Regions from separate parts of the Homo sapiens genome. Here all the other regions are linked to region 3. A link is a loop called in an ENCODE intact Hi-C map of the cell type or tissue named here. Cell type or tissue: endothelial cell of umbilical vein. All regions are shown on one strand.

The links. A loop is a pair of places that touch in the nucleus more often than their neighbours do. Peaks named below come from ENCODE experiments on the same cell type or tissue, not always from the same donor. Only the 100,000 strongest peaks of a DNase experiment are listed, where the experiment ranks them.
Region 1: a loop joins it to region 3, with 2.7 times the contacts of the local background. A loop is called at or near these places in 5 of 110 quality-filtered maps.
Region 2: a loop joins it to region 3, with 9 times the contacts of the local background. A loop is called at or near these places in 2 of 110 quality-filtered maps.

The regions. Positions count from the first base shown.
Region 1 is chr2:121,970,448-121,978,447 of GRCh38, reverse strand. The region is part of intron 2 of LOC105373592 (a long non-coding RNA gene); the gene reads right to left. Among named protein-coding and RNA genes, the nearest start is that of LINC01823, 180 kb to the right of the region's middle. RefSeq lists an enhancer at 1,884-2,391. In endothelial cell of umbilical vein, a CTCF peak has its summit at 3,233 (motif pointing left); a DNase peak (open chromatin) is centred at 3,227.
Region 2 is chr2:122,744,982-122,752,981 of GRCh38, reverse strand. No RefSeq gene overlaps it. Among named protein-coding and RNA genes, the nearest start is that of LINC01826, 320 kb to the left of the region's middle. In endothelial cell of umbilical vein, no CTCF peak of the experiment used is centred here; a DNase peak (open chromatin) is centred at 4,071; H3K27ac peaks cover 1,142 bases.
Region 3 is chr2:121,893,267-121,901,266 of GRCh38, reverse strand. No RefSeq gene overlaps it. Among named protein-coding and RNA genes, the nearest start is that of LINC01823, 110 kb to the right of the region's middle. In endothelial cell of umbilical vein, a CTCF peak has its summit at 3,507 (motif pointing left); no DNase peak of the experiment used is centred here; H3K27ac peaks cover 1,654 bases.

The sequences.
Region 1 (8,000 bases), 77 kb before region 3:
TCTCAAATCTGAATAAGAAAACAAACCAGCCACAAATGGGCAAAAGATTTATACAGTCACTTTAGCCAAGATGTACCAGTGGAAAATAAGCACATAAAAATATGCCCATTATCATTCATCCTTACGGAAGTATAAATTAAAATAATTAGATACCACTACACACCTGTTAGAATAGCTAATTGTTGTTGTTGCTTAACGGAAAATCCCAAGTGCTAACAAGGATGCAGAGCAAATGGAACTCCTACACACAGCTGATGCAAATGCAAAATTATATGCTTTAGAATATATGATATGGCAGTTTCTTACAATGTTAAACATATCATACCAACCAGAAATCCCACTTCTAGCTATTTACCCAAGGGAAATTAAAACCTATGTCTGTACAAGCACCTGTACATGAACATTTATGGCAACTTTTCCGTAATCACCCAAAACTGAAAGCAACCCAAAGTTTCCTCAACTGATTAATAAACAAACTATGCTACAACCATGCAATGGAACACTACACAACAATGAAAAAGGAGCAAACCACTAACACACACGACATGGGTGAATGCCAGATGCATTATGCTAAGTGAATAATGTCAGACCCAGAAGGCTACATACTGTATAATTCCATTTATATGACATTTTTGCAAGGTCAAAAATATAAGGATATCAAATATATCAGTGTTTGTTGGGAGCTGGAAGAACTTTAGGGGCTACAGAAGAATTCCTTATTCTGATTGTGGTTATACAACTATGCAGTGTTTTTGTTTGTTTGTTTTTGTTTTTTTAATTCTCAGAACTGTATACTAAAAAGGGTGGATTATACTTAAGTTTTTAAATGGAAGGGTGTGGTGTGTGGCACTGTGTATCAATCCTTTTTCTGTTCCTTTACCAGGCACGTGCTGAGCCCTTACTCTGCACCAGATGTGTGAATTCCCCAGTTGTTGGCACCCAAGATGGCACCTCCCTGTAGACCACAGACGGCTGGGCACCCAAAGCAGCATAAGTTTTGCTGCTGCCTCGTCCTCTTGGCCTGATACAACAGAGTTTCATTGCTCAGTTTCCAAGAATGTATTTACTTACAACCCACCAGGAGACCAAAATGAGAGCTCTCCAAAGCAATTTTATCCTCTGGTTTTAAGAACAATTTTGCAATGCCTTTATAGAGCCAGCATGAAACTAAGAATGCATACAATCTCAGTAACAGAAAAGCAGAGTGGGTAAGGCCACACTGCCCTGAGACTCTCCTCCAAGGATTACTTTGGGTCGGGCCCACCCTGATCCTATTGCCTCTCTTCCTGCTCTCAACAGAAACTTGATAAGCACATCAGACCCGTGCTGGAAAACAGGCCTGTATTTTCTCTAGCACGAAGTAATTTCTACCCAGGGACTTTCCTGACACAGTTTGTCAAGCAAATTAGATTGTCAAGCAAATTAAAAGTAGCTGCTAAAAATGTGACCCTGAGCTGCTATATTCTTGTTACTCTGATCAACCCCACCCCTACATCCTGAAATCTGCTTAAGGGCAGCCACCTTCTCCATGGCTCCCCAGTGCCTAGGCCAGTTCTCAGCACACATTAGGTGCTAATACATGGAATCAGTCAGTGAATGAATGAGCGAATATAAAGCCATTCAAAATTCATTTCTTAAAAAGTGTATCTATTAAAGAATTGAATCTACTTGAATGCTTCTCCTCAGTGTCATTGTGGCTGAAGAGACAATGATAGCAGTAAACTCTTCTAACTGATAGGACACTTTTGTTGGGGGCATGGGGTGGACCATCTTTCATATTTGCTCGGCTCAGGAACATTGCATGTGTACAGACACCTTGACAGATCAGGAGGGCCTCCAAAAGCCCTTCCACGTACATAGCTATCAGTGTGACTCCGATATCTACTGGAACAACCCAAACTCTCGACATCTGGGTAAAAGTGAATAAAATCCCTAATTCCAGTGTGTGGAGCCTTCACCAGGATTTTGCAGAATCCCGAGGGACTTCCAGGGGCACGGCCCAGGCAGCTTCTGGGCTGTCTTCCACTCATGCCTCCTCTATTCTGTGCCACATCAACTGGTCCAGATGTGAACTGAGGCTTTCCCCAGTTCTCTCTCTCTCTCTCTCTCACACACACACACACACACACGTACACACACAGCACATAACACAAAACTTTCATGTGAAACTTTGGCAAGTAAACTTCACTGAAGACGAGGGGAGGGGTGTCCATGGGGCCGGCTCCCACAGCATGCAGCCCAGTCAACTCCGAATCAGGTGTCAGGCATTCCTGTTCCCTCTCGCTGACCCGCGCCCAGAGGCCATTGTCCGGACAGCACCCGCACTGGCTGGAACTCCAGGTTTCCCCATCTTGCCTGCTACTCCCTCCTCTTCCTCCGGCCTCCTTCCTCACCTCTCCTCTTTCAAAGGATATAAAACAAATCGTCCTCATTGTCTCATTAAAAGCAGTTTAACATCCTTTTTGTGACCTGAGACCCCTCTAGCACCCTCTTTCTCAGTGGTGTTTCAAGACTTTTCCCAAAGACAGCTCCTCCCCAAGAGGGACCCAGAGCCTGATGTTACAACACCAATGGCCCTGCCCTAGGCCGGGGCACAGCAAGAGCCAGGGGGCTCTGGCCTGGCTCCATCACCACCCCCTCCACGTCAGCAACACCCCTGGCAGAAAAGAGCACAGGACAAGGCCACGCATTCCTTGTCCCCCCTTTCATTAAGTGTCCAAGTAGTTGGATCTAATCCATTAGAGGCCTGGTCCCTCCCTGGTGCAGGACTCATTAAGCCATCACCTCATACCTGCTATGCCTGTCAGGTTCCAGAGTCCTCCCTCTCCCCCTGGCTGTCAGGACCTCAGACTTCAAGTGCTGCCCCCCTTGAAGTATGTGGCACTCCCCTTGAAGTATGTGACACTCCCCTTGAAGTATGTGGCACCCCCCTGTGACCTTCCAGGACCTCAGTGCTCCCTCCCAGGGCTCAGATAGCAGAGTCCAAAGGGAGGCTGCTGTAAAACCGCAGGGAACGTTGCCTTGGGGCTAAGCAGAGAAGCCATCTCTTCCTGGATAACAGAGGTGTAGCTGCAGACCCTGCAGAGTGGGATAATGCACGGTGGCCTCTGAGACCGGACTGCTGGGCCACTGGGCGTGGACCCTTTCGGAGCAGAGTGCACCCTACAGGCACTTTCTGTTTGTCAGAAACATCGTCCTAATAGACTTTGTTAGATCACGACGCTTTACTGCCATCTGCTGGAAGCTTATTATAATAAATACACAAACCTACAGAGTGAATGGTGCCTGCCTTGGTGTGGACTCCAATGGGCAGTGCTTGTTCCCCACAACAGAATGACGACCTGCCCTTGGCCCGGCTCCAGTCCCTGGGCACCGAGACACCAGGAGAGGCCGGGGGTGCACAGTAATGCATCTGGGCATGGGTGAAGCAAAGTCACATGTCCCTTCACCATGCAGCCAGCCCATGCTGAGCCCAAGAATCACATGAGGGAGGAGTCTCATGATATGCTCAGCCTTTGCAGCAAAATGTCCAGAAAAAAATGAATTGCAAATAGGTTAAGGCCCAAAGTAGGCAGTAATACTATGCCCTGGAGAGAAGTCAGACCAAGGTCGGTGTACTGACCTTGTCTTTTGTTTTCTATATTCTTGATGCTTTGACATTGGGGCCCTTGCTTACCCTGGAGGGACTTCCCCTTCCAGAGTGAGGCAGTTCTAAAACTAGTGTGGCCCCTTGGCATGGGGTGCCCCCTCCTCTTGGGAACTGTGAATAACAAACAGTCTTTTCAATGGCAATTCGATCTGTTGGCCTTGCTGTACGCCGAAGTTTCTGTTAATACACTCTACTTTAACACAGTGCATAATCAACATACTAAATAATGCCTGTTTTCAGAAGGAACATATGTGGACTCCAACTGCCATGGCTCTGTCTTTGCTCCAAATCCTAGTAGGATCCTGCTACCTGCCCCACCTGTACCCACCCAACTCCTGGTTTGCCCAGAGCCACACACTCCTCCTTTTATGCATGTTACTTGCTGTGGTCTGGTCTTATTTCTTTCTGGTTTTAGCTGCACTATCTGCCTAGTTTGCATTAAACAAACATTCGAAACTGAATCTCTTATTTTAAAAAGACACCTTTTTACACTCGACCTGACGAGTCTTTCCCCTTGGGGGTGGCAAAGTGTACCTAGGACTCCCAGTTCAGGGTCTGGAATGGGACTCACCTGGCTTTTATCCCAGATCTACTATTCAGTAGCTGTGTGACATCAGAAAAGTTAGGGAGGTAATATGGAGAGTTAAGAACAAGAGCTCTGGGGCTCATTTGTCTGCATGTAGATCCTAGATCTTCTCCTTACCAGCTGGGTAACACTCAGCAAGGTTCTTAACCTCCCTGAGCCTTAGTTTCCTCACCTGTAAAATGGGGACCATAATCATAAAACCCACTTCATAAGTTTAAAGAGGTTAATATTCATACAGTGCTAAAAGCAGACCCTGGTGCAAATTTGTTTAAATTTCTTATAGATGCTTGATATTAGACCTTTGTCAGGTGCATAGTTTGCAAAAATTTTCTCCCATTCCTTAGGCTGTCTGTTTACTCTGTTGATAGTTTCTTTTGCTATGCAGAAGCTCTTTAGTTTAGTTAGCTCCCATTTGTCAATTTTTGCTTTTGTTGCAATTGCTTTTGGTGCCTTCATTATGAAATCTTTTCCTGTGCCTATGTCCTGAATTGTATTGCCTAGGTTGTCTTCCAGGGTTTTTATAGTTTTGGGTTTTACATTTAAGTCTTTAATCCTTCTTGAGTTGATTTTTGTATATGCAACACCGTATTTTCTTAGACGATGAATGTGAATGCTCTTTAGACACTTGCTACTTTGCCACAGTCCCTGCTGCTTCCCAATATCTCAAATTCATTCATGTATTTTACCTCTCTGGCCACTGCAGCCTTAGAGTTTCTGACCCCTACAAGTTGACTGGAGTCCAGGAAAACAATGACTTTCTATTCCAGCAGGCTGGCTTTTTACCATGCCTTCCTGTGCATATTTTATCATTAAAATCATCCATTTTCCCTGGAAGTGCCAGTGATGGGTTTGAGGAAGGTCACAGGAAAATCTAAGGAGCTTATCCTCTTTTTACACCCCTTTTCAGAAAGGCACAGTGGCCAGCCAGTATTCTGTCACTTTGAAGTAGCAGTATAAAGAGGAGCCTGACCACAGGGTCCTTGAAGCTCTGAGCAGTTCCTCCAGAAGCCCCAGGTGAGATGCAGCTGCTGGCTGGGAGCCACAACTTTCCCAGAGCCCAATGCCTGGAGGCCGAGAGCCGGGGGATAGGCTCAACTCCCACAGGGGATGCCACATCCAGGATCACAAAGGTATCAGCAATTCATCAAACATAATCACCACAGATTGTATTCATGGAGGCTGGATAGAATTAGGAAGCTGCAGGCTACAGTGGATGCATTTCTGATTAGAATTTCTCAGCCCTGAGCTACTGAGGATAATGAAAGTCATCACTGGGAGAGGGGCAGAAAAAGGAAAGTAGAGAGAGAAGGAAGGCAGACACCAGTTTGGCCCCCATCCTGATCTCTAAATGGAAGGAGCACAAAGATCCCTCTATAGTTCATTTTCCCTCGGGCTCCTGCAACCTCATCTCTCTTTGAGGACTGGCTGCACCACAGGGGCCCCAGGCCCTCACCTCACACCCACTCAAGGGAATGTCTGGGGTACAGCCCCATAGCTATTTCTCACATATTCCCTGGGTGAGATTTCAGAAGCCCTGCACTAGAGAAAGACAAACAGTAGTAATAAAGACTGCCTTTCACAAGTCTTTCTTTGATGTTTTTAAAATCGTTTTTAAAAATTCTTTAAAAAAAACATATTTTGATATAAAGACCACTAAGGGGCCCCCAAGATTGCAGTTACCTATCATTCATTCTGAAGCGTGGGGAAAGGCGACTGGTGGGAAGGAAAAGTGAGCTAATAGGGGATTTCGCACAAGCATAATGGAGCTACATGGCTCTTATAGGACACATGCCCTATTTTGCATCCTGCCCTATGCTCTGCACGGGACATGCAAAGATGAAAAAGGTAAGCCGCTGTGCACTTGGGACAAAAGACAAGAAACAAAGGACTCCAGCACAAACAATTTGTGCTCAAAGGAGGGATGCCACTGAAACTGGAGGCTAATCTGATTAAGTTGCCAAACTTAACCTTCCTGCCTGCTTTTTTTTTTTAATTTTATTATTATTATACTTTAAGTTTTAGGGTAATGGCTTATTTCTAGTCGATCTTAAAACTCCCACTAGCTTCCTTATAAATAACATCTCTGACTGTGCTTCACGATAGTAACAGTTGCTTCAGGTTGTTTTTTGGGAACTAGCGGTCAGCTCTTGTTTAGTTCAAGCCGGCTGGGACCACAAACTCTTCAACTGGGCCTGCATAGGTACCCAAAGAGGCTTCTATGTCAGAAGGCCAAAAGTTCCACCCTCCAATCATGCTAACACACTTATTTTCTGCACATGTGTCCTATGAAGAGCCATGTAGCACCATTATGCTTGTGCAAAAACCCTTATTACCTCACCTCTCTTTCCCACCAATCACCTTTCCCCACACTTCAGACAACCACAATTTCTCTCCTATAATTACCCCCACACCCGATTTTCAGGGAGGTGGATTTGAGATTTGTTCAACTGTCTCCTCACATGGCAGCCTTGAGAATAAAATCTTTTCTCTTTTGAAAAAAAAAAAATCATCACCACAGTGATTGGCTTGTTTCATGTAGGCAGAAATGAACCTGGTTGCTAACACAAGGGTGCTGAGGGGAGGGTGGCAAAGGCAACTAACTGGGAGAAACCAGGGAAGGCTTCATGGAGGAAGTGACATTGAGATGGGAAAGAGAGGAAGGCTTTCCATGGGGGCACCACCAAATGTCAAAGAGTCCTCTGCAATGGTGGAGGCAGATAGTTAACCACCAAATCTACCCTGGCTGTCTTCCGGTTACAGCCTTGTCAGTGGGCATAAGTCAGCACAGGTGAGCGCCACACTTCCCAGCCTCCCTCTGACAGAAGTTCAGGTCACAGGATGTAAACAGAACTGATGTGCACAATGTCCAGGTCATCTCCAATTTGAAAGGTGAGCCCTTTCAGGAAGAGTTTTAACCAAGGAAGCAGCATGATGCATTTGGTGTTTTTGGAAGTCCCCTAGGACAGCCAGGGCTGAGGGTGAGTAGCCAGGAGGGGAGAAAAGAGCCAGGGAAATTTACAAGAAAGTTCCTTCCATTGTCTAGACAAAAGCAGATGCTCGTCCTGAACTCCGCTAGTGAAGGAGGGGCAGTGAGCAGCAGGACCCCCGTGACAGAGCCTGAGTGCAAGACTGAGGAAGGGCGTGAGTCTGACTCAGTCACCCAACCTCAGTCTCAAAATACAACTTCCTTTCTCATGTTCGCTCCAGCAGTCCATCCTCAAATGCACGGGTGCAGCCCCATATGAGACCCACCCACCCACCCACCCACAGTCAGGACGGCTCTCTTGCTGATGCCACACACCCCAAGACCCATGTGCCACCATCCTGAACATCCCCCAGGAAAGGACTCCATGGATGTGGGCAGCTGAGAAACTGTCCTAAATTCCCTGGGGGAACCTCACCAGGCACATCCAACCCTTCCGAGTCACAGGCAAACCTAAAAAGGCAACCCTCCGGGTGCCTCAGGGCTGTAGGGAAAGGACAGAATATCTCCAAGCCATTGAAAACAACTGAAGACAAGAGAATTATAAAAGAAAATGCTAGATGTGTCCCCAAAATGGTGAGTTAGAGAAGGCACATTTGGCCAGCAAGGATAGGAAAGGGTTGGAAAAGGAGTCCCGCACACATTCGCCTGTTAATAATCTTCATCTATCTCCTGACGCCTCCACAGGGAGGATTTCTCTCAACTGGAAATAAATAACTCAGGGATCAAGGATATAATTGGAGCTCTTGATCCAGAGTGTGACCTTCCACTTTTCTCTATTT
Region 2 (8,000 bases), 850 kb before region 3:
TGCTAATAATTTTTAAGACCATACTTGCTGTTTTCTAAGCCTTACTCTAACTTAGAAAAATAAATAGGGTGTTTGAGTCAAGAAACTTGATATTTCTAATCGGTCACTAACTGAATTCAATTTACTTCTTCCTTATTATTTGTCTAAATCACAACCTTTTTCTTTAAGTTACTAGTAAAAGCAGTATTTATTCTTACAAAATTAAGTTATAGATGCACAGTTTTACAGATATGTTATCTTTTTTTCATTTCTTCACTTTAAATATTGCCCTGGGTTTCTCTTTCTGTACATTAGTAGAAAGTTGACTTTATTTAGAAATTATAATTATTATCTCATTTCTTTGGGTCTGGAATTAGAATTGCTTGCATTGGTCTTCAGTCTCTGTCTTTTTCTGTGTTTTTTTTCAAGATTGCCACTGCTTCAGACCTGTTGTGGCCTCATTAAGTTTCTTTTCAACAGGCCTAAGATAGTTCCCACACATCTGAGCTTTTAACATCCCCAAGAATTATTTCTCTTAATGCTCAGCCTTAAGAAACACTGACTGACTTAGGGTAATTTCCTGTAAATTTTTTTTTTTAACATCACGCTTTTTTAAAAAACCATGTTGAATCTTGCTTCTTTCTCTCTAGTTCTCTCCAGTACTTCCCCTGGTAATTTATCCACATAACACATAAGTGCATGTGCCCTTCAAGTTTTAGTGTTAATGATCCCCTTCCTGAAGAAGCCTTCCCTGAACTACTCATTTGAATTAGATTCCCCTATCGTTTACCTGTCCTCATCCTTATGCTCAGTTGAGAGCCTTATTTAACACTGACTTTCCTGAGGAAAAAACTGTATCTCTATCTGTATATCTATATCAAGATAGATGATAGAGACATATAGATAGATGCCAGCTAGCTAAATATGTAGCTAATAGATAGATAGATAGGGTAGATAGATGAATAATGAATAGAGACAATAGATAGATGATAGATAGATAGATGACAGATGGATAGACATAGACAGATATAGATAGATAGATGGTTATAGATAAATGGATAGATAGATGATAGGTGAATAGATAGATGATAGATAGATAGATAGATAGATAGATAGATAGATAGACAGACAGATAGATAATAGATAGATAGATAGATACATAGAAGATAAGTAAATAGATAATCTTTAACCAACCAGGGCTGAATACAGGGTTTGATGCAGAATAAATATTCAATGAACATTGATGTAAAAAAAATTGACTCAATGAAAAACAATTCATTAGACATTAAAGTACAGGTGTCCTCCAGGGTAGTCAGTATTAGTAGGACAAGTTTGCTCTTATTTTCTGCTAGAGTTACACTTAAAATTCTCAGACTGACATTTTAGCATATTTGGCTAGCCCTCATCAATTTGACCTCATGCATAATTACAGATCATACATATAGTCTAAGAAGGAAAAAATAAAACACCACTTAGTAAAGTGGAAGGAAACCAACTCTCATTGTTTAACTTTCAGGAAACACTTTTTGGAACACCAGATAATTAAAATAATAATAAGACCATAGAATCCTATCCACTGATCCTACTTCAGACTTCTGACACTCTCAAAAATCTACATAATTGAAGCTGGGCATAGAGGAGTTGTCCTCACAAAGACTGTGCCCCACATTGTGAAGACAGTGTTCCATTTGGCTCCCACACAATGTGTGGACTTTAAAATTATACTGTATCATTTATTATTGGTTAGCATGCATTTATTCTGGTGCCAGAGAAACCTTAAAATTACTACTTTTGTAGTAAGTTTGCATTGACTATAATAAAAAGAAAGGAAAATTGACCAACTGAGAAATATTTGCAACACAAATAGCATGCAAGTCTAACTAGGAATAAGAAGGCAAGGAAATTAGCAAGAGAACTTGACAAATTGTCAATAAATATATTTAAAAATGCAAACTCATTTATTTAAAAATTAAATAATCAAATAATAAATACTAAATATTATTTATTATTCATTATTAAAATAAATAACACATGATATATAACATGGATGAGTTATTTATTATTGAATAAATAATTTATTAATAAATGATAAATAATAATTAATATTTTATAATTTGGATAAATTATTTGTTATTGGATGGATTGGTTATTTATCAGTACAACAAATGATAAATAAATAATAATAATTTAATATTTCTTATAATTTTGCCAAACTTTAAAGGAAAGTAGAAATTTGGTATAGTCAATGGAAAGACATTCTTGTTTATTATTGGGCTGGGTACATTGTTACAAATTTTCTAAAGGACAGTTTGCAAATCTCAGCCCCTTAAAATGCCCATTCCCTGCTTTCTGTACACATAGAGATATTCAGGAGGTTTACCAAAACAATTATAAAACATTAAGCCTATGAAATGTGATTGTTAACCAAATAATTATTGGATAAATGGAAGAAGCATGCTGTCATAAATAGATAGTTCAGTAATAAATCAACTCATTTATAAAAGGTGTGTTTATTCTTTGAGGAGAAAATATTTATGACACATATTTTCAAGAAAGAATAGACTTTTAAGTTGATAACACACATTCAATGTTAACAGTCACTTGCTGCAAAATAATAATAACAATAATTTTGTCTGATGGTTTTGTAATTAGTATTTAGCCCAACACCAGAATATGATATCTGGACTTCCCCATTCAGTACAAAGTACTTTCCAGGGCACCAAAGTGATCCCCTTACGTCTGGGTTCAGTCACATGTCTAATTAAACAACTCAAATTTTCTATCCTCATCACTTAAAAGAAAAACATAATTCTACTGTGATCTATCAATTACTTAAAAATGATCAGATAAGTTTGTTCTTCCCAGAATTTTAAAATTTGTGCATTTCCATCAGAGATTGAATTAAAACAAAGGAAAGTCATGTTTATAAAACTGTATGTGCATGAAAGGACATTTTATAATTTTCTCCAAAGGCATTCATTATGCTAATCCCATTTATATTACAACTGTGCTCTGATACCTGATGAAAGGATATTATTTACTTATCTGGCTTGATAAAATAATAATATTGAGATGAAAGTGCAATTAAACTAAAATTCAGTAAGACTATCTACTGTGTACCTTTTAAAAATTCATATAAGAAACAAGATACACTTCATTTCATTTCTGAATTATAACTTTGAGATATGGTAAAATAGCTAAATAATACCTAATCAAGAAATTTGACCTTCATCCTCTCCCTGCTTACATGTATAATCCATAATAAACTTGCTTTCTTTTTAATTCAGTCAAAATGGACAACCTGAAACTCTAACAAGCTCTTGACCTGTGTTGGCCCTTCCTGCATTTTCATGGAAGGATGATGCAATTCATTATTTCCACTGATACGTTCAGAGCTCTTGGCCAGCATCTTTGCTATTCATTTATTCAATCTATAGTAATCTGTGCTTAATAGAGTGCTGGAGCATGTCAGGATGAACAATTAAATATGATTGTTGTCATTGACAACCAGCAGTTATTGCTAAAAATGTTCCAGGCAGGAATGTGAGCATTGAGGTGTTTATTTTAAGTAAAGGAGAAGTTTAAATGAAGTATCTTTTCTAGATAATGACAATTAAACTCTATCATTCAAATAGTGCATTTCTCCTTCCATCTATAGAAATCATAACAGAGTTTCTTTTTTGCTTTCCATACTCCCTGGCGCAGGCAATTAATTCTTTAACTGGTCAGACTTTTGACTAAGAGTGCGATCTCTGATTATATGACTTGTTTGTTGGAGCAAGATGGGGTTCAGGTAGGGGGCAATCATCCCTGAATACGGCAAAAGGGGACATGCTCTTGAAATGGATTAAAAGAACAAATGATGACCCCTATGTAAGCAGAGAGAGAGAGAGAGAGAATCATTTAATAATTTGAATGAGAAAATAAAATGAGATTGTCAGAATTTCCACAACAAAAAGAAAAATATCTCCCATAAATGTCCCTTTTTGCCTCAATGATGTATCTAAAATGGGTGTGATATTATCAGTTCTCATAGTCAACATCCGCTGTGCGTGGGTTTGTGTGCACATAGGGTCAAAGGAGACGGTATCTGGTGAACAAACAGCTGGTATAACTAAGTAAATAAATGCCCTTTGGTGAAATCATTGAAGCTGATGAAAAGTGTAGTTGTGCTTTCCCTAATCCCTACAATAGGAGTACTAATTAAATTTCCCAACATGGAGATAGACATGTTTCAAGACGGAAATTTCTCAAGGATGACTCAAGAGCAATATCCTGGAGGAATTTGCATGGGGTGGATATAAGTATCTCATTGTTTTTAGAAAAGAAAAAAAGTGTGGCCACACAGAGGGGCTGTTGAGTTTTCACTGATACTGCAGAGATGGCCATGCAAGGGGCAGGCCACAAACTGGGCTTGGCCACAAAAGTGCACTGAAGCCCAAAGAGTAAACAGAGAGAACAAGGCTGAGCAAGGAAAGGGAGAGAGAACGTGTCTCCTCATCCCCACTGTCCCAAATCCTTGATGAGATGGGATGTCACATTCAGGAGATAAATGTCAAATCTCTGATTGGGTCACATAAGAGGTCACCCTCCAGCATTATTTAACTGTTTGGTATTTTATCTGTGATCACACAGCAAGCCCAGCCCTTTTGCTTATCTTTTTTGATTTCTCTCTTCCTCCCCCTCCTCTTCTCTGGTAAAAGGTCCTTCAAATATGACAGTTTGTCAGAGGGCTCATCATAATTTAATAAGAGTGAACATGCAGGTGAGAGAAGGCCCAGCAAGCTTTGGGACTCCTGTGTGCTGTAGCTTGATTTAGCAGAGATCAGTATGATCATCACGTGTGGCTCCATTTGCTTCATGTGTCTTTCTTTGCTGGCTGTCTCACCTGGAAAAGAGGTGGTTACAGTTTGGTACAAGATTCTGGCCTTTCTGAGTTCTCTGCTATAATGCCCTGAAATGGTAGCACACATGCTACACTTCTTCTAACACTGGTCATTCCTCTTCAGAAACCTCTTTTAGCCTCTCCCAACCAACACAAAGAGGCAGAAAGACTCAGAGATGATGCTTTCCTGGATCTGTGTCATAATGCATCTTCCCAGCAGTCCACTCTGTTAAAGGTTGAGGAAAAGCATTGCTTGTGTTCCATTACACAGTTGATGAATGGTTAGAGAAGTGCCTGAGCCACTCTTATTTCCTTAATCACTTCTAGGTCTCTCATCCAGGATTTTTTCTGCGTAATTCTTCAAATTAATTGCATTTCAGCCTACCTAAGCGTACCAGTAGTTGAATTATCAACAACCTATTAGTAACTGCCTAGCAACTGAATAGGTATACTAGACTTTTATTTTCTTGGCTGTGCAATATTTCTTTGAAATTTTGATCCCCATCCTAACCCACCAAACCCGGAGAGCAAATCCTAGAAACTGGTGAATAGACTTGCATTCACACTTCTCCCACGTTTTGTCTTTCTATGCTGAAGGAAGAGATGGAGGTGATTTTAATCTATCTTCAAATAGCAAAGTAGTTGCATACTTTACACTCCCTTCCACACACACATACTCATACACACACACAATCCCTTATTCAATTAATCCACATTTATCACATCTTTTTTTGAGGATCAGATCAATGACTAGAACTGTACACAGTCATTCATTTGCACAGGTCTCATGGTTCCTGTCAGTGATAATTGATCAATGGCTGAGACCAGAAGCCCCAGTTCCCACTACCAGGAAGAGGCTTCATTCTGCTTGGAACTCTTATTTGCCACTATCGTTGCACTTCCTTAAAAAGTACCTTTCTTCGAGGCTGGGCAAGGTGGCTCATACCTGTAATCCCAGCATTTTGGGAAGCTGAGTCAGGCAGATCACCTGAGGTCAGGAGTTCGAGACCAGCCTGGCAAATACGGTGAAACCCCGTCTCTACTAAAAATACAAAAATTAGCCAGGCGTAGTGGTGGGCACCTGTAGTGCGAGCTACTCAGGAGGCTGAGGCAGGAGAATTGCTTGAACCTGGGAGGCAGAGGTTGCAGTGAGCTGAGGTTGTACCACTGCACTCCAGCCTAGACAACACAGAGAGACTCTGTCCCCGTCTGCCAAAAAAAAAGTACCTTTCTCTTCTTCTGAAATAAATTATAAAGATTTTTAGGGAAGGGAAAGTACTTTGTTTTTAATACTACCCTTAAAATGCTTTGTGTATAGGAGCTGTGGAAAATATTTGTTGAATAAATGATTGACAGATTACAAATCATGTAAGTATAGGCAACTATCAATTACCTCAAGGCTGATTACCCCATACTTAGAATTTCTATTGACATTTTTATATACTTTCATTCCAAAGCTTATTTTTATTATTTCATGTATAGAATAGTAATTTATATGTGGAAGAAAATCCATAAAGAGTTTTAATTGGTTGTTTACCAGTTTTCTTCAAAAATGTATTCTCTCATGTATTCTATGGAATACTACTTGACTGGCAAGGGAAAATCTTTTAAAGTAAAATAGTAAATTAAATCATGGAACTAATGGACCACGAAAACTATAAAAAAATAAATAAATAGATGAAATAGTTAAAATAGTAGAAATAAAATTGAGAGAGAGAGAGCTCTATTTTGACATGAGCTTTGCATTAATCTTTGAGAAAACTTGCCATTTCTAAAGTAAAATAATTCAAAGAAGTGAGGTTGAGGAAGGAGAAGGAAGTTTTATATAATGAAGTTAAGTTTAAACTTAGACTCCTTTAAAAAATAAATGTTTGAAATTCTCAGGATCTCTCACACATGTTAATTAATAACTGCCAAACATATCCCTAAATCAAAAAGAAAGAATTGATTCCCCTTCTGAATACCAGGATTCCCCGCTAGCTGGCCAGCAGAAACAAAACCGTGTACTTTCTACACTGTCAGCGGTCTTTCCTGAATCACTGCCTTGCCTGGAAAGGTTCAGCAGGAGGTATGATAAGTGAAACGATCAGGACCACCAAACAAGACAGAGACTCCACACCAGAGAGAAGGCCTAGAGTTACCCACATAAGAAGAAGTTCTTGCTAAGAAAAGCACCTGTGTGCATACGTAGACTCATCTCCTAAGTGCAGGATGGACTTGTCTGCTGTAGAATTATTTTGGTGGCAGCTTTTAAGTTACAGTATTCCAGGGTGCATTTGCATTTTAGTTTCAGCGTGTTTGCTTATCTCTAACCACAAGATTATGCGCTATAATTGCATGCAAGAGCAGGAGGTGAAATAAGCTTTTAAAATTAGATACACAAATTTGTATGTGTCAGGACCCCAGCCTAAAACACATGGCATGCTCAGTTAGTTGGAATTTTTCAAAGAAGCTTCTTAATGAGGGGAGTGTTTACCAAGGCGTGGTAAGAGGTAACAACCTACAAGGGATATGTAGACACCTAGGGACTAGCAAGGGTGAAGAGCCTTTGCCACTCCTAGGCCTGGTGGAACAAATGGAGGCATTGGTGTTACTGGAGCTTAGTTAAGAGCTGGACATGGAAAAAGGTGGCCCTCAGGGCCATAGTGCCAGTGCTGCAGACACTGTCAGACCTGAACTCAAGCTGGGGTGGGGTGGGAGGAATAAATGCTCTAATCTTTCTACTTTTCATCCTCTGATCTCCCTCTGATGCTTTTTACTAGCAAAATTGAAACTGGGGAGGGAATGCAGTTGATGCCCCCTATGGAAATCAGCCTTCTGGACACAGAAGAGAATAAGCTGGAGAATAAAAATGCAAGGCAAATGCTGAGTAACCCACACTACAGGGAGGGAGGCATTTATCTCATTAAATATTATACAGAAACCCGAAGTTACACTCGCTGTACACTTTCAGCATTTTCCTCTTGAAAGATAAGTTGAGACCTGAATTCAAGTTTTGAATCTGCTGAGTTTGTTAAAAGCCGTTGAAATAGTCCTTTCAACCCTCTATCCCTTAATCCACATAATATTTTTACTTACCTTTTTTATGTAAAAGAGTTTGTTTAGATATATATGATAATAGTTTTAATAAACTGTG
Region 3 (8,000 bases):
CTCAGTCCCCCGCTTTTCCTCAAGGAGTGACAATTTGACAACTCCTCCAGCGTTGCCCCTTCTCCCGCCCCTCTTCACCCCTCTGCTTCTAGAAGTTCAGGGAGGTTGCCTGTACCCATGTTGCTCAGGGCATGCTGGGAGCCCCTCATCACAGCCTCTGCCACAGCAGGTAAACGCCTTGATGAGATTTGATTTCCTATTAGGCAAGCCCAATGGGGTGAAGAGAAATTCCAGGTCTTCCCACAGTCCCCTTAGAAGCACTCGCTTCATCAAGCCAACCAAGATTAAGCAATTTACATTTTTTTTAAATCTATGCAAAAGAGGCATTGCCTAAATCAGTGCTTTGTCCAATTAAAAAAACACTTCACGGCCATCGTTTCCAGCAGGGCTCTTATGAGGCGTAGCAGAGCCTGGCTCTGTGTGAGAGCAGAGGTGATGGAGCTGACATTTCAATTAGCTTCATCTTACTTGGGGAATTTATACCTTTCTCTGGCATAATTACATCTTCAGCTTATCCTCAAGTCCTCCTGCCCTTGAAAGTCACTCTCCAGCCTCACCTCCTCCTCCAGGAAGCCTTCCCTGGTCCCCCGCCCCTGGGCCCCCTCTCTCTTCTAACTTCCTAACTTCAGCACACCCTGTTACGCCACTCTTTCGGCCCCTGCTTGAAGTTTCTGTCGTGGCCTCCAAGACAAGCCAGCTCTAAATCCACATATTCGTATAAGGCCGTCGATGTGAGCAGACGGGGCTCCTACCTTCACAGGGTATGCAGAGAAAAGTCATGAACAGCAGCTGAGGTCTGCAAAGCCCCCAGTTCCTAATGGAGATCCTGCATCATCCAACCCCCAGTTCAGAACATGCAGACCCAGTGAGGCCACCACAGAGAGGCAAGAGGAGGACGATCAGAGATGCAGAGGTGACTTTGCCCCCGAAAGTCACCAGGCACAGGCTCAGGTCCTGGAGTCAGAATGCCTGTGTCCAGATCCCACCCCTGCCTCTTGCTGTCTGTGAGACCTTGGACAGTCACTTCCCCTCTCTAAGACCCAATTTCCCATCCTATATAATAAAGGATAAAATAGCTCCTACCTCATGGGAAAGGTATGAAGGTCAGATGGGCTCAGCTATGGATAGTGCAGAACAGTGCCAGGCACCGCCATGGTGCCATTCTACAGTGGCTTCCCTATTGGGTTCCGGGGTTCTGACCACAGGCCTGTGTCTTTGACTGTGGCCTCCCCACTAGGAATCCTCTGGGATCCCCAGGTCTGGAGTCCCTCTCCCTCCCCCAACAGACAGTCCCATTCACAAACTTGCCTCTGCCCATCATCTCCACCTGATGCCCTTGCCTGGGATGTTCACAGGCACTGGCCTACCAGGATGACCTCTGCTTCTGGAATAACCCCTTGGGCTCTGGCAATAGTCTCATTATCAACCACAATAAGTAGGATGAGAAAACCAAGGCTCTGAGAAGAAAAACAACACGCCCGGTTCCTCGTGGCTAGCAAAGGCAGAGCCAGGATTCAATACCAAGTCTCTTTAACCCCAAAGTCCAGGTTCTTCCTACTAAGTAGCCATACTCTGGCCCCACAAGGAAAGAGTCAGGAGCACCCATCAGGCTCACTCAAGCTGGACCTCCTGACAGCTTCTTCTCACTCCTGTCAGCCCTATCCACTCCCTGGGCACTGAGAGAAATGCAATGTTGTTTTCTCTGCCTTTTTTCATCACCATTTTCATCACCACTATCCCCTGCCTGCTTCTTCTAGCAAATCTTATTCATCCTTCAAAACCCCAAATGAAATGTGACCTCCACTTAGAAAGTGTTACAGATGCTCCCACTCTTTAGGCCAGTTTACATATTCCTCCACTATGTTCCTAATCCTTTTCTCTGTTTAAACTTTGTTTGTAATTGATGTCTGTTCCTCTGGACAGGATTCTCAGCTCCTCAAGGGCTGAGTCTCACACACAAAATCACCAAAACAGAGCTTTTCCATGCCCCGCCCCATCCTCATGTTTGAGGGGCCAATCATAGACAAATCGATCCAAAATACATCTGGAAAGAAAAAACATGCAGACTGAAGGGCCTCTGTGACTTCAAGGTGCAAACAAACTCAAATTTTGAGAATGAACAATTTCTTGGATTAGCTGACATCATGGATCAGAAGTATGTGAAACTCTGAAAAATATTTTCAACTCTGGCTTCAGAGGTTGTTTCCATCAGCCTCCCAGCTGTGCTGCCCAGTTCATCCTCCACTCTCCATCAGTGCCCAGGCTCTTCTCAGATAAAGGCCTTAGAGTCAAATTTGTTCCCCATCAGCACTCCCCTGTCTGAAGCCCCAGTTATGAGAATCCCAGGCCCTTTTGACAACTCAAGTATTTTGCTATATTTTTCCTTGAAATAAAAAGGAAGGTAATGATATGCACAGCAACATTAATGCAACATTAAGTTAAAAATTAAATTATTCATCAGCATGAAAATAATGTTAAGGTGCTGCTAGTGTTTTAATCACTGGCAGTAATACTCGGTTTTGCAACAACAGACTTTCTGCGCAGTCACTTAAAACATCACATTACTCAGAAAGGAAATGATCTCAGCTGCAGCCAATGCAGGCTGCTTGTTCACAGGTGAAAGGAAGTCCCTAGTCTCTGGACCCAAAAGCCAGAGAGGCATTTCTCCCATCTGCAGCTGATGGGGGTGAGTCCAACAGTAAGTGTCTTCTGCCTTGGTTGCACATCAGCATCTCCTGAGTTTTCTTTAAAATACCAATGCCCGAACCCCACCCGCAGATATTCTGTTGTAATTGGCGTCACTGCTACCCGTTCCCCTCTGCCACTGCGCCCTCTGCCATCCATCATCCCCTGCCCATCCCTCAATGCCCATCTCCCCCTCTTCCTCCCCTTCCCGCGTCCCCACCATCCCCTTGCTGCTGTTAACTGTGAGGGAGGAGACACAGGGACTAGACAGAGAGGATGACAGGGTTGGAGGAAGCAACGACCTCCCAGCAGCATGGAGGGCAGCATGGGGATGCTAAGAGCATGGAAAGGCCCCAGCAACGAGATCTGGTACTTGGATCCACACAGAGACAGAGACAGATGCTGTCAGCAGGCACTCCAGGTCCAGGGGAGAAAACCAGCACATAAACCTACAGTGGCCAGTTGTGTGATGGCTGCCCTCGGGAAGGCACCCAGGGGCTAGGAGAGCACAGAGGGGCCCCACAGCCCAGACTGTGGGGTCGGGCAGGGCTTCCCAGAGAACTGAGAGTCACAGAATTGTACCAGCTGCCTGGATTTAGCAAACAATTAGCTATTTACCGTTGTTATGGGTTGTAATGTACATGTGTCCCCCCCCCAAAATTCTTTGGTGGAAGAATGGGACTGTTTTGGGAAATAGGGTCTTTAAGGAGGTAACAGGGTAAAGTGAGCTCATGAGGGTGGGTTCTGATCCAATATGGCTGCTGTCCTTACAAGAAGAGGAGATGAGAGACAGCCATGGGAGGACCCAGGGAGAAGACAGCCACCTGCTGGCCAAGGAGAGCAGCCTCAGGAGAAACCACCCTGCCAATGCCTTCAATTCAGGCCTCCAGCCTCCAGAGCTGTGAGCAAATACATTTCTGTAGGCTAAGCCCCCCAGTCAGTGGTAAACCATGCATCCTCTCTCTCCAAAGCTGCTGAGTCCGGTTGGGTGGTGAGGACCCCAAGGCTTGGGAACACGAAGTAACCTGCCAAAAGTCCAGGGTGCCGGCAGCCAAGCTCTCAATGGTGCCAACAGGAGTGAGGCAGGCAGATGAGGTGAGAGGGTTCTGAGGGTCACTGGTCCCTAGACAGGGGGTGCCTGCTCGCCTCACTTCAACCCACACCATGACTGTCTCCAAAACAGTCAGGTCCTTCCCTTCCTTCCTATGTCCTCAGCACCTCTGAGAGATGTGAGATAGCCTCACAGGCTTAGCCTCCAGGGATGGGTAGATGGCACCCTGGGCACCAGTGGACTCAGACGTTCCTGGGAGCAGTGACAGAAAATGTCCCATCTTCCCGGAGGGCCTGGGCCCAGCAGCTTTTGCAGGAAGGAGCAAGCACATTACCAGGAGGCAGGATCTGTGCACCCAGACTGGCTGGAGGGAGACCTCTGCACCCTCACCCCAGTCCCTGTTAGAATGGCAGCCCAGGCCCCAGTGAGTCCCCTCACACTCCCGCGAGGGTCACTGAGAGCTGCAGGCACAGAATCTGCCCGCCTTTGCAAGGTCCGGGAGCTTATCTATGGCTGGATAATATTTTGAGACATTCATGTATGGATTTTTCTCCTCCTTACATTTTCCCCTTTCCCTACCCATGCCCAGGCAAGTGGCTGATTCAGTCCTTCAGTGCCTCAGGGAAGGTGCGCCACAGGACAGAAAACAGAAAAAACAGCAAGTCTTCCTGGATCTTCTGTCCCAAAAGTGTCAGCTCTGAGGATAATGGTTCTCAAACTCATTAATGCATCAGAGTCACCCAGAGGGCTGACTAAGATGCAGCTGACTGGGCCCCCACACCCCCTGCCCCCAAGTCTCTGATTCCTCGGTTTGAGGCGGGACCTGAGAACTTGCATTTCTAACATGTTCCCAAGCAATACTGGTGCTGTCAGTCCAGGGCCCCACTTTGAGAACCCCTGCTCTATACGGTGCTGAATATCAGAGGCCCCTGAGGAGCTTTCCAAAACTCCCATCCCTGGCCTCCCCAGAGATTCCAGTCTAACTGGCCTGGGATGGGCACAGGCACTGGAAAGTTCTTGGCAGCTCCCAGTGATTCTAGCATGCAGGCAGGCTCTCAGGCAGAGGTTTTCACAACCTAGTCCCTGGCCTCTGTCTGCCTCAGATAAACTCACACAGGCCAGCTCCCCCACACCGCACCTTATGACCCCCACCACACCAATTTCTGCCCCATGTTCACCGCCCAGAACGCTCTGCACATGAGTTCCCCTTCCTCGATGCAGGCCCCACTCAAGTGCTCATGCCTCTGAGATGCACTCCCAAGCCCTCTGTACCCCAGCCCACTTCCCGCAGCTCCCTGTTCATGCTCTTCCCATCCATGCTGGGAGCACTCACACCTGTGGCCCCAGCCTGCAGGTCGAGGGCCAGTCCTCATATTTGTTTCTGTGTTCCTGGCACCTCAGCCACAGTGGGTGTTCACTGCTGTCTGAATGACCCCTGACGTAGTCATCCTCCCACACTGACCATACCTGGAAAGCCATATCTGTTCTCAGCACATGTTAAGAAAGGCAGCACGTGGCTTGCCGAAGAAACACGAGTGGGAAATGGGAGAGCCATCTTCAGATACCCAAAGGACTGCAGGAAGGAAGAGATAAACGACTTCCGCGGCGTTGCTTTGGGGGCCTGTCACTAAAGCTCCAGGTGGAGGTCATAAACAGTCAGAGTCAAGGTCATGTCAGGAAGGAGCAAGTTGTTCCCATGGTGCTTAGAGTTCCCAGGAGAAGGCCTTGGGCAGAGTGCTGCTTCCAGCAGAAATGCTGCAAAAGAAATCCCAAGCAACCAGGCTGGGAGCAGCCTTAGACCCTTGAAATCCAGAGAATCTGCCGGTCCATGGCAACAGTGCTCCCCAGCAGCATCTGGGAGTAGGCAGAGAGGTGGCAGACTGGGGTCAGCCTGAGAGCCCCTGGAGCTGATGCACCTAGTCTACCCGGAGCCAGCTTCATGGGCTTGCTTGTAGAAGACTCCATCCGTGGTTTAATCCTCTGCTGTTGCAGTCTTACAACGGTTAATTTTTGAACATAGGCTCCATATTTTCATTTTGCCCTAGGGCCTCCAAATTCTATAGCAGGTCCTGAGTGTCTCCCCACTGCTACTGTAAGCAGAATGACCTTGAGCCATTAGGTAACCTCTGGAGATAGCTGCAGGCCAGAATACCTCTCAGCGCCATCTCCAGACATAAATGAAGGAATGGATGTGAACGCTGTTTGGAAAGGTCAGTCATCATTTCAAGAGATGCTCAAATATTTGCTGTTGACAAATGTGTTTATGATAATGGGTTGAAAAGCTTTGCAATACTAATCCTAATAATAGCTGCCATTTATTCAGCATCTTCTCTCTGCTAGGTTCCCTATGTTGTTTGTTTGTTTGTTTGTTTGTTTGTTTGTTTTTTGAGACAGAGTCTCACTCTGTCGCCCAGGCTGGAGTGCAGTGGCGCGATCTCCGCTCACTGCAAGCTCCGCCTCCCGGGTTCCCGCCATTCTCCTGCCTCAGCCTCTCGAGTAGCTGAGACTACAGGTGCCCGCCACCACGCCCGGCTAATTTTTTGTATTTTTAGTAGAGACGGGGTTTCACCGTGTTAGCCAGGATGGTCTCCCCTATGTTTTTATTTACTCTTCACAACTACCGAATGAGAGACAAATGATTATTCCCAGTATACAGATGAGGAAAGTGAGGCTAAAAAGCTAAGTGATTTGCCCAAAGTACCACAGCTGGCAAGTGGCAAAGCCAGGAGTGAAACCCAACTCTGCTCGATCCCACGTCCAGGCATTTTGATGGATTGATTCTCTGCTTGAGTCTGATTCTATCTGGGAGGTTTCACCTCCAACAAGTTTCCCTGGACCAAAGAAATCCAGGGAAGGTGAAGACTAATGTTGGGCTAAAGGTGAGTTCCAACCCAGGCCAGTGCCCCCGTGGCTTCCCTATGAGGGTCCCGCTAATAATACCAAGAGCCAGCTCTAATGGCTGACCCCGTTGGCAGGAACTCCCTTCCTCACTCAGGTCCTTAAAGACTCTAACAGGTTTCCCACAGCTATGGGCAGAGCAGACCTCTGCTGGTTTGAGCTAATGTAGAAGTAGCTGAAAAGACTCTTACTGGGAATTCTCTATTTCTTTTCCTTATTTTCCCTTTCAGCACAAAAGGAAGAAAACATATGACCTAAATCTGCCAGACACCTTTGAAAAGAAGGAACCCCTGGGAGAAACCCATTAGCAATCCTCACAGCCTATTTAATTATTATGAAAATACCAAAATTGTTAAGTAGCTAGAAAATACTTTGAATAAGAAGTTTGAGATTACAGCTCCTGCTGCATTTGCCCCCAAACATGTACAGTAGTTTTACAATACAAGGAAATATTTCCAGATGTCAATATTCATACAGAGTCCCCAGATCACTTTGAGGAGGTGAGAGTCTCTTGCAGAGATGTACTTTAAAATTATAATTTGTAGCACCCCCAAAAGCATCCTTTGGAAACTGCAAGTTGTCCACACTGGAGCTGCAAACACACCCATCCTTCCACTTGTGGAGAACACGGCAAAGGAAATTTAAGGGGATATGTGGCTGCTTCAATCCATTGGTAAATGCACACATGGACTCTAGAGTTTGACTGGACCTACCAGTTACTGATCCTGTGCTTGGCTGAACTCACTGGTCCATCAACCAGCTATGAGGACCAAAACAAAACGCTTTTAGGAAAAGGATTCTTTTTTTTGTTTTGTTTTGTTTTGTTTTGTTTTGTTTTCATTTTTTTTTTAATTTATTTTTTTATTGATAATTCTTGGGTGTTTCTCACAGAGGGGGATTTGGCAGGGTCATGGGACAATAGTGGAGGGAAGGTCAGCAGATAAACAAGTGAACAAAGGTCTCTGGTTTTCCTAGGCAGAGGACCCTGCGGCCTTCCGCAGTGTTTGTGTCCCTGATTACTTGAGATTAGGGAGTAGTGATGACTCTTAACGAGCATGCTGCCTTCAAGCATCTGTTTAACAAAGCACATCTTGCACCGCCCTTAATCCATTTAACCCTGAGTGGACACAGCACATGTTTCAGAGAGCACAGGGTTGGGGGTAAGGTCACAGATCAACAGGATCCCAAGGCAGAAGAATCTTTCTTAGTGCAGAACAAAATGAAAAGTCTCCCACGTCTACCTCTTTCTACACAGACACGGCAACCATCCGATTTCTCAATCTTTTCCCCACCTTTCCCGCCTTTCTATTCCACAAAGCCCCCATTGTCATCCTGGCCCGTTCTCAGTGAGCTGTTGGGCACACCT